Regions from separate parts of the Homo sapiens genome. Here region 2 is linked to region 1. A link is a contact called in ENCODE Hi-C or POLR2A ChIA-PET data. All regions are on one chromosome and are shown on one strand. Each heading gives the region's core, a stretch centred on a gene start or an enhancer-like site at or near the end of the contact. The rest is flanking DNA. Distances are from core to core; before and after follow the strand shown. Region 1 holds the start of MICALL2 (MICAL like 2). Region 2 holds the start of LFNG (LFNG O-fucosylpeptide 3-beta-N-acetylglucosaminyltransferase).

The links. A loop is a pair of places that touch in the nucleus more often than their neighbours do. ChIA-PET counts read pairs that join two places held with the same protein, here RNA polymerase II (POLR2A). Pooled maps may share reads with other maps.
Region 2: a pooled map shows a loop between it and region 1 (8-fold over the local background). The contact joins the promoter of LFNG here to the promoter of MICALL2 in region 1. A Hi-C loop is called at or near these places in 1 of 37 single-sample maps with no recorded cell type and 8 of 50 pooled maps. POLR2A ChIA-PET finds 5 or more read pairs at or near these places in 1 of 52 experiments (WTC11).

Annotation. Positions count from the first base shown.
Region 1 is chr7:1,454,853-1,461,834 of GRCh38, forward strand. It overlaps MICALL2 (MICAL like 2), which reads right to left and starts at 4,618. Exons shown (of 17, transcript NM_182924.4): 1 at 4,332-4,618. The coding sequence starts at 4,474. MICALL2-DT (MICALL2 divergent transcript) reads left to right here and starts at 5,067. Exons shown (of 2, transcript XR_001745046.2): 1 at 5,067-5,415. RefSeq lists enhancers at 2,572-3,294, 3,295-4,017, 5,441-5,992, 5,993-6,544, 6,081-6,375 and a silencer at 4,391-5,110.
Region 2 is chr7:2,518,524-2,523,824 of GRCh38, forward strand. LFNG (LFNG O-fucosylpeptide 3-beta-N-acetylglucosaminyltransferase) reads left to right here and starts at 1,251. Exons shown (of 8, transcript NM_001040167.2): 1 at 1,251-1,770. The coding sequence starts at 1,339. RefSeq lists silencers at 777-1,306, 1,317-1,426 and enhancers at 3,358-3,487, 3,528-3,587, 4,454-4,966.

The DNA of each region.
Region 1 (6,982 bases), core at 3,368-5,867:
TGCTGGAGGGCTCCATGCACTGCACAGCGGCCGCCCCAGCCACCCCCACTTCCTGGCCCAGCCCTGAGCCCGCCTCCAGAGCTGCAGGGACCAGGAAAACTTAAGGGACCCTGCCTTGGAACTGAGGGTGCAGCAGAGACCCAACTTCACGACACCCTCCCAAGGCCTGGCCACAAATCCGACAAATGCCCCCAGCCACGAACCCCAAGAAGGAGGCCGCAATGTTCTCCCACCTGCTGGACGGCTTCCTGCGCCACGCACAACGCCTGCCCTCCCTCCAGCCCTGCTCCCTCCCAGCCCAGACACGCTGTGCCCCCTGCCCCATCTGCCCGAGGGCTGTGCCTGGAGACCTGCTTGGGCCCAGGAATGAAAGGAGCCAGCCCATGGCAGAGCTGCTCCAGCCCCGACAGGCTGACTGGCTGAGGGAGGTGAGGCGGGAGGTGGGGCTGTTTGTTCTGGGTGGTTTCTGAGCTCACCTGGCTGCCCAGCTGCCCTGTGACACCAGTATGGAAACAGCGCCCGGGGGCAGGCGCCCTGAGGCCTGGCTGCAGAGAACCCACAGCCGCAGGTGAGACAGGGCAGGCGGGCACAGGCAGGCTGACCAGGCAGGGGACCCGCCCACCCTGCCACCTCCTGGTGGGCGTGGCTGGGCGATCCTGTTTCCTGGCCGTAAAGCGGAGATTCACGGACACCTCTCTGTACCTGTGGGGCTCCCCAGTGTGGTCACACGTGGCTCAAGGAGCCGGAACATGGTACACAGGAATGTCCGGATCCCCGCCCCCTCCACCCGGGGTCGGTGGGGCAGAGGCAGAACCAGGAGCCCGGGTGCCCCACCTGGCTGGCCTGGCGCCCGAGCTGGTTCCTTCACAGCTGCTCTCCCTGAGGGCCAAGCGGAAGTGCTCTCTGCGTGCAGCAGGAAGGACTAAGGCCAGACAAAGGGAAGGACTTCCTGGTGGCAGAGCTACAGACAGGGAGACAGGACGTCCACCCTTCTGCTGTCAAGGGGTCTTCACTGGAAGGAGAGGGGAATGAGGTGGCAAGGGCGGGGCCTCACACAGAGTCTGACCTCAGAGCTGCCCTGAGAGGACAACCGGTCTGTGCCTGTCCCTCACACGCGTTTCCTCCCTTCCTGAAGACTACTGGGGACAGGAGGGACAGCCAAGGGCTGCATGAGGAGACCTCCACCCCAGCCACCACCTCATCCAGAGGTACGGCAGGGAGCAGAGGCTGAGGGCACGGGATGGGGGTGATGAAGGCACAGAGGCAGGCACGTCCAAAGAGCCAGGGGCCAGGCGCGGCGGCTCACATCTGTAATCCCAGCGCTTCGGGAGGCTGAGGCAGGAGGATTACTTGAGGCCAGGAGTTCAAGACCAGCCTGGGCAATATAGCCAGAACCCATCTCAATTTAAAAAAGAAACAATATGCTGAGTGAAAGTAGCCAGACACAGGCCAGACGCAGTGGCTCGCGCCCATAACCCCAGAACTTTGGGAGGCTGAAGAGGGCAGATGGATCACTTGAGGTCAGGAGTTACACACCAGCCTGGCCAACATGGCAAAACCCCGTCTCTAGAAAAAATATGAAAATCGGCTGGGTGTGGGGGTGCACCCCTTTAACCCCAGCTACTTGGGAGGCTGAGGCAGGAGGATCACTTGAACCTGGGAGGCGGAGGTTGCAGTGAGCTGAGATCGCACCACTGCACTCCAGCCTGGGCGACAGAGCTAGACTCTGTCTCAAATAAATAAATAAATAAATAAATAGATAAAATTAAATTAAAAATAAGAAAATTAGCCAGGCATGGTCCCAGCTACTCGGGAGGTTGAGGTGGGAGGATTGCTTGAGTCCAGGTGTTCAAGAATGCAGTGAGCTAAGACGGTGCCACTGCACTCCAGCCTGGGCGACAGAGCGAGACTCCAACTCTGGAATAAAAGCAAAGGGCCCAGGCACCCATACAAGCGCATGTCCCCACACCCTGGTGCACACCCGACCCCCATGACACTCCGGGTTTTCCATCAGCCAGGGTCTACAGAGGCCCCCACGCCCCAACACCCATGGAAGCCTGTACTAGCTTCTTCCTACTGCCGTAACAAATTGCCACAAACTCTGGGGCTTAAAACACCAGGAATTTGTTTTCTCACGGCTCTGGAGGCCGGACTCCGACATCAAGGTGTGGGCTGGGCCTTGCTGCCTAAGGAGGTTCTCGGGGAGGGTCCTTCCTGCCTCTTCCAGCCCAGGACACCCTTGGCTTGTGGCTGCACCTCTCTGATCTCTGCCTCCAAGGGCACATGGCCTTCTCCTCTGTCCTTCTGCACGTGGGCACCTACTAAGCTCCTACCATATCTACTGAACCCCAACTGAAAGGCCCTTATCTGCAGAACTCCAACCATGTGCTGGTATCTACCGAGCCCAGTTCCAGGCACCAGGGGTGCAGCAGTGAACAAAACAGAGCCCCCACCCTCTGGAGCTGACAGTCCAGTGGGGACAGAACCAAGTCAGCCACAGCTTGGGTAACTCCACACCCACCGGAGCTGGGGGCAGAGGGCCTCCTCTCTCTCCCGCCTCCTTCCTGTTCTGGCCTCTGCACTCTCTGGAGCCACCCTGGGCTTTTATTCATTTACCTGTTCCCTGTCTGTCTCTGTGACCGGAACATTGCTCCCTGCATCTGGAGGCTGAGGGGAACTGGCACAGGACTCAGTGCTGGGTACACAGCAGGTACTCAATAACTGTCAGTGCACTGAGGAGATACACAGCGACCACCGTGCCAGTGCATGCACATGCACCTGTGCTCACCCTGGGCACTGCCCACAGGCACGTCTGAGCCGGCAGGGAGTACAGAGAAGCTCCCCAGGACCAGAGGGCCCCAAATCTCCGGCGACACCAGTGATCCATGAAGCTGGTGGCCAGCAGCCGGTGGCAACGCCTCTCCCCACCCCAGAGGCTTTTCGGGCTGGCCCCAGCTTGGATGCCTGGGCTCAGCCACCAGCCAGCCTCATCCAGGACCCTGCAGCCCCGGGGGTGGGGTCTCGCCTGCCTTCCTCCCCATTCCGGGTCCTTCTCCCAGTCTCCAGGTCCCTGGCCCTCTCCTTCAAAGCTCAGCGTCAGGCTTTCCATGTGGAAGCACGCACCTTGTGCCCAGCATCTTCTGCCTGCAAGGGCAACAGAGGCACGTTCCTGGCGAGGGAGAGCGGCTGCTGCCCAAACGCCAAATGGAAGCCCCTGGTGGCTCCACGAATGCATGTCACAACCTCAGAGCAGGGGCCGAGGCTGTTGCTCAAGACCCCAGCTTCCTGCAGAGAGTGGGACTGGCAGGACAGTGTCCAGGGGCACAGGGGAGGAGCCCCGGATCTGCGCAACGGGCTGGGGCTGTGTGACCTGAGCAAGGACCCCTCCTCTTAGCCTCGGTTCTCTGGTCTGCACAGCTGCGGCCTGACAGAGGCCCCAGGTGCTGCCTGTGGCTCCTCCCAACCCCGAGACCTTCCCACCAAAAACACACTCAGGAGAACGCTTTGCCCAGAAGGTGCCTGGGCTGCAGGTGGCCGTTGAGGGCCCCCCTTCCTGAGCGTCTGGCCCCCAGCCCCGACACACAGATCTCTGTCCCAGCAAGCCTGGTCCCAGTCATTTAGCCAAAGAGCGTTTGCTGAGTGAATAAACAATGGAGCAGGTCCAGGCTCGGGCCAAGATTCAGCAACGGGCAGGGCCAGCTGCCCAGCTACACACGCCAAGACCCTCCTGGGGAGAGACAGCCTAGTCCTCAACCCCTGCCACCTCCTGCTGCTCCCAGAGATGGGGGCTGTTCTCCATCTCGGGCCCTATCACCCGGGGCCTCAGAGGCCCGGCTGGCAGCAGCACCTGGGGTCTGGGGGCTTCCTGCCCTGCACTGGCCGCTCCCCCACAGTGGCCCTGGCCACATCCCCCCAGGGGCCTGAACAGGCTGGGGGAGGGTCAGTGCCCATACGAGGGCTATCCAGGGACCCCATCTGGTGGCCAGGCCCCTGGGCAGTGAGAGCCTCGGAGGGCCCAAAGAGGCAGCTCTGCTGGCCTTTCCCAGGGACACAGAGGGGGACTGGACTGAAGCCAGGGCCCAGGAGCCGCCCTGAGTCACGTCTGACTCAGCCGGCGGGCGGGGGATGCCATGGCTCTGGCCCAGCTGCATTCGGTGTCCGGGCACACTGAGGCCACTGAGGACAGCCTCGGGGGGCTGCACGGTGGGCTGTGCCTGCCCAGTCCCACGCCTCGGCTCCCCATCCCCCAGCCGCCCGGGCCTCAGTTTCCCCGCCCGTGTCAGCGCGCAGCCGAACAGCAGAAGAATCAAAGGGCGCCAGGCAGGACTTACATGAGGTCGGGCCGGTGGCGGTGCAGGATGGCGCAGAAAGCCAGGCCGTCGCGGAACGACGTGGTCATGTTGCAGATATTCACGTCGCGGTAGCCCTCGCACTGCTGCCGGCACCACTGTTGCAGCGCCCTGATGGCCGCCATGTGGGCGGCGCGCCCGCCGCGCGGCGGAACCGCCCTCCGACACCTTCCCGCGGCTGTGCCGCGACCGCCCGGCCGGCGGGACAGACGCTGGGACCGCTACGGAACCGCCAGACCCACGGCGCCCAGCCCCAGCTGAGCCGGACTGAGGGCGACGAGTGCCGGGTCCCTAAGAGAAGCCGAGCCCGGCCCCGCCCCCGCCGGCCCCGCCTCCTTGTAGGCCCCGCCCCCAGCCGCCAAGTCCTGCCTCCGGATAGGCCCCGTCCTCACACCTCCCAGCCCCGGCATAGGCTCCCGCCCAGGCAGGCCCCACCTCCCGACAGGCCCCGCCCCCAGCCGCCGGGTCCTGCCTCCTGATAGGCCCCGTTCCCACGCCTCCTGGCCCCGGCACAGGCTCCCGCTCCAGGCAGGCCCCGACTCCGGACAGGCCCCGCCCCCAGCCTCCAGGTTTTGCCTCCCGAGAGGCCCCGCCCCACGCCGCCCGGCCCCAGTACGGGCTCGCGCCCTAGGCACGTCCCGCCTCCTGGTAAGTCCCGCCCCCACGCTGTCAGGTCCCGCCCGACAGGCCCCGCCCCACGCCGCCTGGCCCCTCCCCAGGCCCCGCCCCGCCGCTGAGGGCCGAGACCCCCAACCGGTGAAGGGGCGCGGTCTGCTTGGGGGTCCTGCCATTCTGGACCCCTGCGGAGACCTGGAATTTTCTTTTTCGCCGCCCCACCTCCCACCACCATCTCACCCCACCGCCATGGAGAAGAGGCAGGAAAGGCCGTTGACAAACGGGGACACTGAGGCTCGAACACCCTGCCCTGTCTAGGGCCTCAGCCCTCGGCAGCCCGGCCTCCCGGGGAGCAGGAGGCGCCTTGTGTTTCAGGGTTTCAAAGGACGTCCGCATCTGGTTTCTCTTTCCAGGCCGCTACATGCCAGCGGGGGTTCCAGGCAAGGCAGAGGTGAGGCCTGGGCATTGCCAGAGGAGAAACTGAGGCCAGGAAGGGGGCCGTGGAGCCGGAGTTGCACAGCTGGCCTGTGCTTTTCTTCTGGGGGCCTGTGGGCAGGATCTGTTCCTGGGGCAGGAGATTCCTCAGGCTGACTTGCAGGGTAGTTCCAATTTTCCACTTTGAGCTGTGACAGAAGAAATAAGGAAAGTCCCTCTGCTGGGGCCCTAAATTATCCCAGACTGGCCCCTGGCCCCGTTATCCTTGGGGAACCTTGTCTGTGGCCACGGGGGCTGGACGAGGGCGGAATCACTGACACCAGCCATGTGAGGGGGGCCTACCCTCCTGGCTGTGGGGCCAGGGCTTGTCTGGGCAGGGCCTGCAGGAAGGAAGGTGTTTTCCCGCAGTAGCCCCTGGCAGGGAGTCAGGGCAGCTTCTCTGTGCCCCTTGGGAGGAGGAGAAACTGAGGTCTTCCAACCCCAGCCAATGGTGCTGTTCCAGATCTTTTCTGAGGCTGGTCCCTGGTGAGACACCGTAGTGTTCATGGCCAGCTGCCTAAGTGTCAGTGAGGCCTGTGTGTAGGTGGTGAGCTCCCCGTCACCAGGGGCATGCAAGCAGCTGCTAGGCAGGGAGCCCTTGTGGCCTGGGAATGTGGCTGGCCCTAACCGCTGCTCCGCCACAGTCCCTGACCTGCGGATGTCAGGGGATATCGTGCCAGCACAGCCGGAGCCGGTCCTGGCACCGGGTTTTCTTGACTCCCAGGGCAACGGTTAGGAGAACCGGAAGAGCTGGAAAAGAAGGGAGAGATCAAGAAGCAGAAGCAGCGGGGCAGTGGGCGGGGGGAATTAGTGGGGGATGGGGGACACAGGGGTGGACAGGCGTTAGGGCCCAGCTCCCTTAAAAGGAGTGGTGTGGGAGGTGGCCTGGGTTTCACTTTTATCGTGAACTTTTACCACTGCACACTTAAAAAGCCATCTCACTGGTCACCCCGTGGCCCATCCTGCGCGGCCCCCCTCTGGCACCAGTGAGCTGGGAGGCAGCATTTGTGACGTTTGCCCACCAGCACCTCACACACCATGTCCCTCCAGGGTCCCCGAAGCCAGGAGCCAGGACACCCCCAAACAAATGGTCCTTTCTCCCCACTGCCCACGGCTGCCACCCTCCCATCCAGACGACCTGTCCCCCCGCCTCTGCCCACAGGGCTGCCTCCTGCCCCTCCAGCCACCACAGTCCACCCTCCCCAGCAGCCCGAGGGATCTTTCTAGAAGGCCTGACCAAGCCCTTCCCCTGCCGGGAGCCTCCCAGGCTGTCCTTCGAATAAAGTCCAGGTTGCTTATCAGACTTTCCGCAGGCTTATCACGCTGCATCTCCCCGGCCGCACCCTGCCACGCTGACCCCAGAGCTTTGCGCCCGCACCGGCCCCCAGCACCCGCCCCTCCTCCTCATCCTCCAAGACCCCCACCCTGAAGCCCCTTGGAGCCACCGAAGGCTCCCAGGGTCCCCATCTGTGCTCCCCAGGGCTGCCATGTGGACTCTGCACACGCCTCCCCCGTCCAACACAGAGCCTCCACCCGGGGAACCC
Region 2 (5,301 bases), core at 1-2,500, 1.1 Mb after region 1:
ACTATGTCCCAAAACCTGTTCCAGGTCTGAATGACACCAGGTCGCTGCTGTCTTGCGGCTGACATTCAGGTAGAGGTAAGGAGAGGGGCTCCAAGGGCACTTAAAGAATTTAAAATGCCATCTCAGGCGTGAACATAACTCCGAGGGGGGCAGTTTAGCCACGGTGGTGGCGGTGGTGGTCGTGGTGGTCGCAGAGACCCTGCTTAGGAGGGCACGGGAAGACAGCGCAGCCACGGGCAGAGCCGCCTCCGTCCACGCTTCCGGAGGACGTGGCGGGCAGGGGGCTCACACCCTGCTCAGGCGACCCTTGGCCACTTCCGGGCCCCTCGCCCCTCACCCTCGGCTGCCGGCGCGCATTCCTGCCGCCCCCGCTCGTGCGAGGGGCGGGCCCGGGCCCGTGGGAAGGGCCGGGGATGGGGGCCGTGTGCCGGGGAGGCGGGGTGGGGAGGGCGCACAGCTGGGCCGCATCTGGCCCGAGCGCAAGGAGACCAAATGGGACAGAAGGCGGCCTTTCATCCGGCGAGGGAAGTGGCGGCCTTCGTTTCTCCTCGCCATGGGGCGCCTGAGGATTTCGGGGAGCCAACCCTCCCGACGGAGGGCCAGGATCGAGGAAATCAGCCAGGGAGGAAGGAGTGGAATTTGGTTCTGGTGCTTTCTCGTTAGAACCTCGTGTCCCCACCTGCGGCACAGGTGGCCAAGCTCTTGCTCTGTACAAATAACGGCTCCCCTGAACCGAGCGCTCGGGAAGACCCAGGCGCCACCCCAGTTTGCAAGGCCTGCCGCGTCCCAAGGGGAGGAAGCCGTGCTCAGGAGGGGAAGCGCACAGCGAGGAAGTAGGATGTCCCCCGCGGTGCGTCGGAGCCCAGAGCCCGGGTCTCAGCACCCTGCCCGCTGCGCCGAGGGCGCGCCCCTCCCGTGCCGGGACGCCCGGTGCATCCCCGGACGGCGCTGGCCAGGCTGGGTTTCCTCTTCAGGGACACCGGCGCGGGCCGGGCCCGTCCCCAAGCCCCTCGGCGGCCCGCAGGGGCTACCCGGGGCGGGGGGGGTGCGGGGCGTGCACGTGCGCGCCGGGGGCGGGGCCGCTGCGCCCTCTGGGCAGTTCCCAGCCCCCAGCCGCGGCCCCACGTGGGTCTGCGGGCGTGGAGCGGCGACCGGCGCGAGGCCCCGCCCCCGAGCCCGGGAGCCAATGAGCGCACGGGGGCGGGACCGGGGCGGGGAGGTTTAAGAGCGCGGGACACTGGTGCTGCGCTGCTGGACTGCGCCGCCGGAGCGACGGGCTTCGGGTCGGTGCAAGGCAGGCGCACGGGGAAGGGCGCGCCGCGCGGCCGCCACCCCACCATGCTCAAGCGCTGCGGCCGGCGCCTGCTGCTGGCGCTGGCGGGCGCGCTGCTCGCCTGCCTGCTGGTGCTCACCGCCGACCCGCCGCCGCCTCCACTGCCCGCCGAGCGCGGCCGGCGCGCGCTGCGCAGCCTGGCGGGCCCCGCGGGGGCTGCCCCGGCGCCCGGGCTGGGGGCGGCGGCGGCGGCGCCCGGGGCGCTGGTCCGCGACGTGCACAGTCTGTCCGAGTACTTCAGCCTGCTCACCCGCGCGCGCAGAGATGCGGGCCCGCCGCCCGGGGCTGCCCCCCGCCCCGCCGACGGCCACCCGCGCCCCCTGGCCGAGCCGCTCGCGCCCCGAGACGTCTTCATCGCTGTCAAGACCACCAAAAAGTTCCACCGCGCGCGCCTCGACCTGCTGCTGGAGACCTGGATCTCGCGCCACAAGGAGATGGTGAGCCCCCCGCGGCCTGGACTGGCGGGCGAGCGGGGCGGGGACCCACCATCTGGTCCAGCTGGTGGCAGTGTCCCATGGGAGTCAGGCTGCATCCCCATCCAGCCACTAGGGCCATCTGTGGGCGACGCCAGTGCACCCCGGTGCACCCAGTTTGCCTGCTGGGGCCACTCTCCCGTTACAGTTGTGTTACTGTCCCCGGGGCCCCGCCTCCTGTCCAGCTCCAGAGTCCTGGATGGCTGCAGGACCCTACACCAGTCTCCAGTGCTTGGGGTTGGTGCCCTGTGATACTTCTCACCCCGTAAACATTGGAGCGCATTCATAGGGCATTATGTCCTCAAACTTCCACAAGCAAATTCTGTTCGGACCCACCCTCAGCTCAGACCCCTTCCTGGGGAGAAAGGCTCTTCCTTTAGAGAAGTGAGGGGTTCTGACCTCTGGGCCCTTTCCTCATCACAGTGTTAAGGTACGGGGAGGGAGGGAAGTCATTGCTGGTTGGTGGGTCCTGGGGAGTACATCTCAAAGAACTCCAGGTTTTGGGGTCTGTGTGGGGACCCTCCCCGCACAGTGCAGTAGTCTCTGAGGCCTGCAACCTTGGGCACAGCCCACTTCAGTTGGGCATCAGCTTCTTACACACACATAATTAAGACACACCCCACTTTGAACATTTCCCTCGAGGCCACAGCAGGACGGTTGGGCTGGGGCGGGATGGGGACAGTGTGTGGGGCTTGCAGTCGGGGACTGGGGGGGTGTCTCTGGGCTGGGAGATGCAGAGGCATTTGCTGTGAGGGTGGGGGCTCAGGGAAGACCCTGCACGCCTTCCTCCCTGCTCAAACCCCGGAGACCCAGGGCCTTCTGACCTGGCGCTGTCCTGTTTTGGGGCACTGTGGGTGGGTGGGAGCAGGGCTTGGTGAGGTCATGAGGGCGACGGGGAGGGGCAGGGTCCTCCCTGGTCCTGGCGTGGGGAAGGGGCCCTGGGAACCCCATGGCAGCCTCCTGGGAACACAGCGTCCCATTCCCAGGGGCTCAGCGGGCTGGCGGGAGGGGGCGGCGGGGGCCGTGGGTTTTGTTTGGCGGCCGGGCCGTTAGGATTCCCAGCGCCGGGCGGCTCTCACGCCGGCCCCTTGGGCAAGGTAACAAAGCCCCTTTCTCCAGCGAGAAAGGCGTCGGGCCCCTTGTGTGCAGCTACGCGCTCCGTGGGAACCGCTGCTGGCGTGCTGGCCACTCAGGTTGCCTGGCGATGAGGGGACCAGCGGGCCCCCCCAGCATCTCTTACTGACAGTCCTTTTGGGGCACCATCCCTGAGCCTGGCCCCCCCACCCCCAGCACTCAAGCCTTACTGCTATGTGATCTTGGGCATCCTTCAGCCCCACTCTGGGCTACCACCAGCTCTGAGCACCTCTCATCTTGGAATTTGGGGCCTTTCTCCAACAGAGGGGATGTGGTCAGAGGGCTGGGCTGTGTGATCCTGAGCAAGACCTGGGGCCTCTCAGACCCTCACTCTGATCTCTGAAATGGGGGAACATGGTCCTTCCAGGAGCACGTTGTAAGAGACTGGCAAAGCCTGCAGGCATGGGGTGAACCCGGCGGGCACTCAGGGTCGAGGTGGGGGCCATCACTCCCTTGAGCCCTGAGGTCCCTACTGGAGGGTCACCCCACCAGGGGACAGGTTGAATCTGCCCTCAGCATCAGTTCACCAGCACACAGCAAGCAAAGACCCCCTTGTGGTGGGTGATGGGCAGGGGTCCTGGAAACCCACAGAAGAGGGCCCCCCTCTCCCAGCCCTGCACGGAATGACTCAGACATGGTCTGATGGGGGAGATAGAAAGATGTCAGGGCTGTGCGGGGGGAAAACCCCGAGAGGCTGTGTGAGGCAACAGTGGGCATCTGACCCACATGCTGGGGGAAGGGAGGGAGGAGGGAAGACTTCCTGGAGGAGGCGCCATTTGAGCTAGACTAAGAGTAAAAAAGTGCCCAGAAAGGGCACTCCATCCGGGCATGGTGATGACCACAGCATGGGGGTTGTGCAGGAAACTTCTAGCAACTGGAGTGGTGGCTGGGGGGAGGGTCGGTTGGTCAGCAGGGGCCGCGCTGAGATGGGCCTGGAGTCCAGGATGAAGAGCCTGGCCTTTGGCCCAGAGGTTCCCCGCCCCTCCCAGGAGCAGCCAGGCTGCCGCGCTGCCACCACAGCGGCCACAATTGCTGGGGAGAACTTGGCATCCTGTGTTTCTTTGAATCGCGGCTCCAGGAACAATGCTGCTTCCTGTGGGTGTCCCCCGGCCCCCGCCCCCGTCCACCCTCATCCACCCGGCTCTTCCTCCTGCAGCCCCGTCTTCGTCTGGAAAGTTAGGTGGCACTGGGGGGTCTGGGTCCCTAGAAGGCAGGGACTGGGCTGGTCTAGCACCGCCTCGGCCCCAGGGTATGACCTCAGGCTGGTGCCTGCACCTCTCTGGGCCTCAGTTTCCCCACTTGGGCCTCAGCTGGTAATGGCACCCACCTCCGAGGGCTGTCAGGGAGAGGAAGGGAGAGAATCTGTCTTTGCACTTTGTTCTCTGCCCAGGGGAGCTCTGTTATGCCCATTTTACTGAAGACGAGACTGAGGCTCTGAGCGGCAGGTGAGGCCTATAGCCCAGCAGCGCCTTTTTCCTCCCCTCCTGGTGGCTCAGGTGTCGGGAGACAGTTCGACCGGCACCCCCGCACCCCATAGCCCCGCCTTCTCAGATGCTGTTCTAGAGGCCTCCCTGCTCCCTGAGCTGAACAAAGGTGACTTTAATCTCCGTAGCCTTGGGCTGGGTTTTTAGGGCACCACCAAATCTCGGGAGAACAGGCCTCCCTTGATCTCATTAAGAAAGCATTTTCCTTTTAACCCAGCGGCGCAGTGGAGCGTCTGCAGGGGCTGGCCCTCCGCCTCCCACGGCATTCCTGGGCTGAGATTCTGGGGAGGCCAAGGGGCTGGGTGCGAGTCTGTGCGTGTGGCTGCCCTGGGGTGTCTATGGGTGCTGCAGGAGGGGTGCATGCATGGAGAGGCGGAGACCCAGCCTGCCACCCCCTTAGCTCTGGGCCTCACCCTAGTGAGCATGTGCCCAGGGCTGGGTCAGGCTGGATAAGGATCTGAGACTACCAAGGTGTTCCAGGGCCTCTGCGGGACCTGTGTGTACAGGGAAGGAAACTGAGGCTGGGTGGGCATCAGGGGGTTGTCCCTTGGTCAGAGCATTGCCCGTACACCCTGGGTTTTGCACTCAGCCATGCCAGGGTGCGCCGGGCGGCACGCGCTGGGCGGGCCGGGCAGAGGAAGGAACATTCCTCCCCGTGTGCCGGCAGGCCCAGGCGGGCGCCGGCGACTCCTGGCCCCGCCCTGGCGGCCCCCTCCTCTTCCGCAGAGCGCTCCTGGCAGGGGGCGGCCGCGTGCTGGCACAGGTGGGCTGTGGCCTTGGGCAAGCCTGGGTTTCCTTGCCTGAGCAGTGGGAGGGGTGCTGGGCTGCATGGGTACTGGGGGCCCCTGACCTGGGGGCTGGGGACACCTGAGGTTTC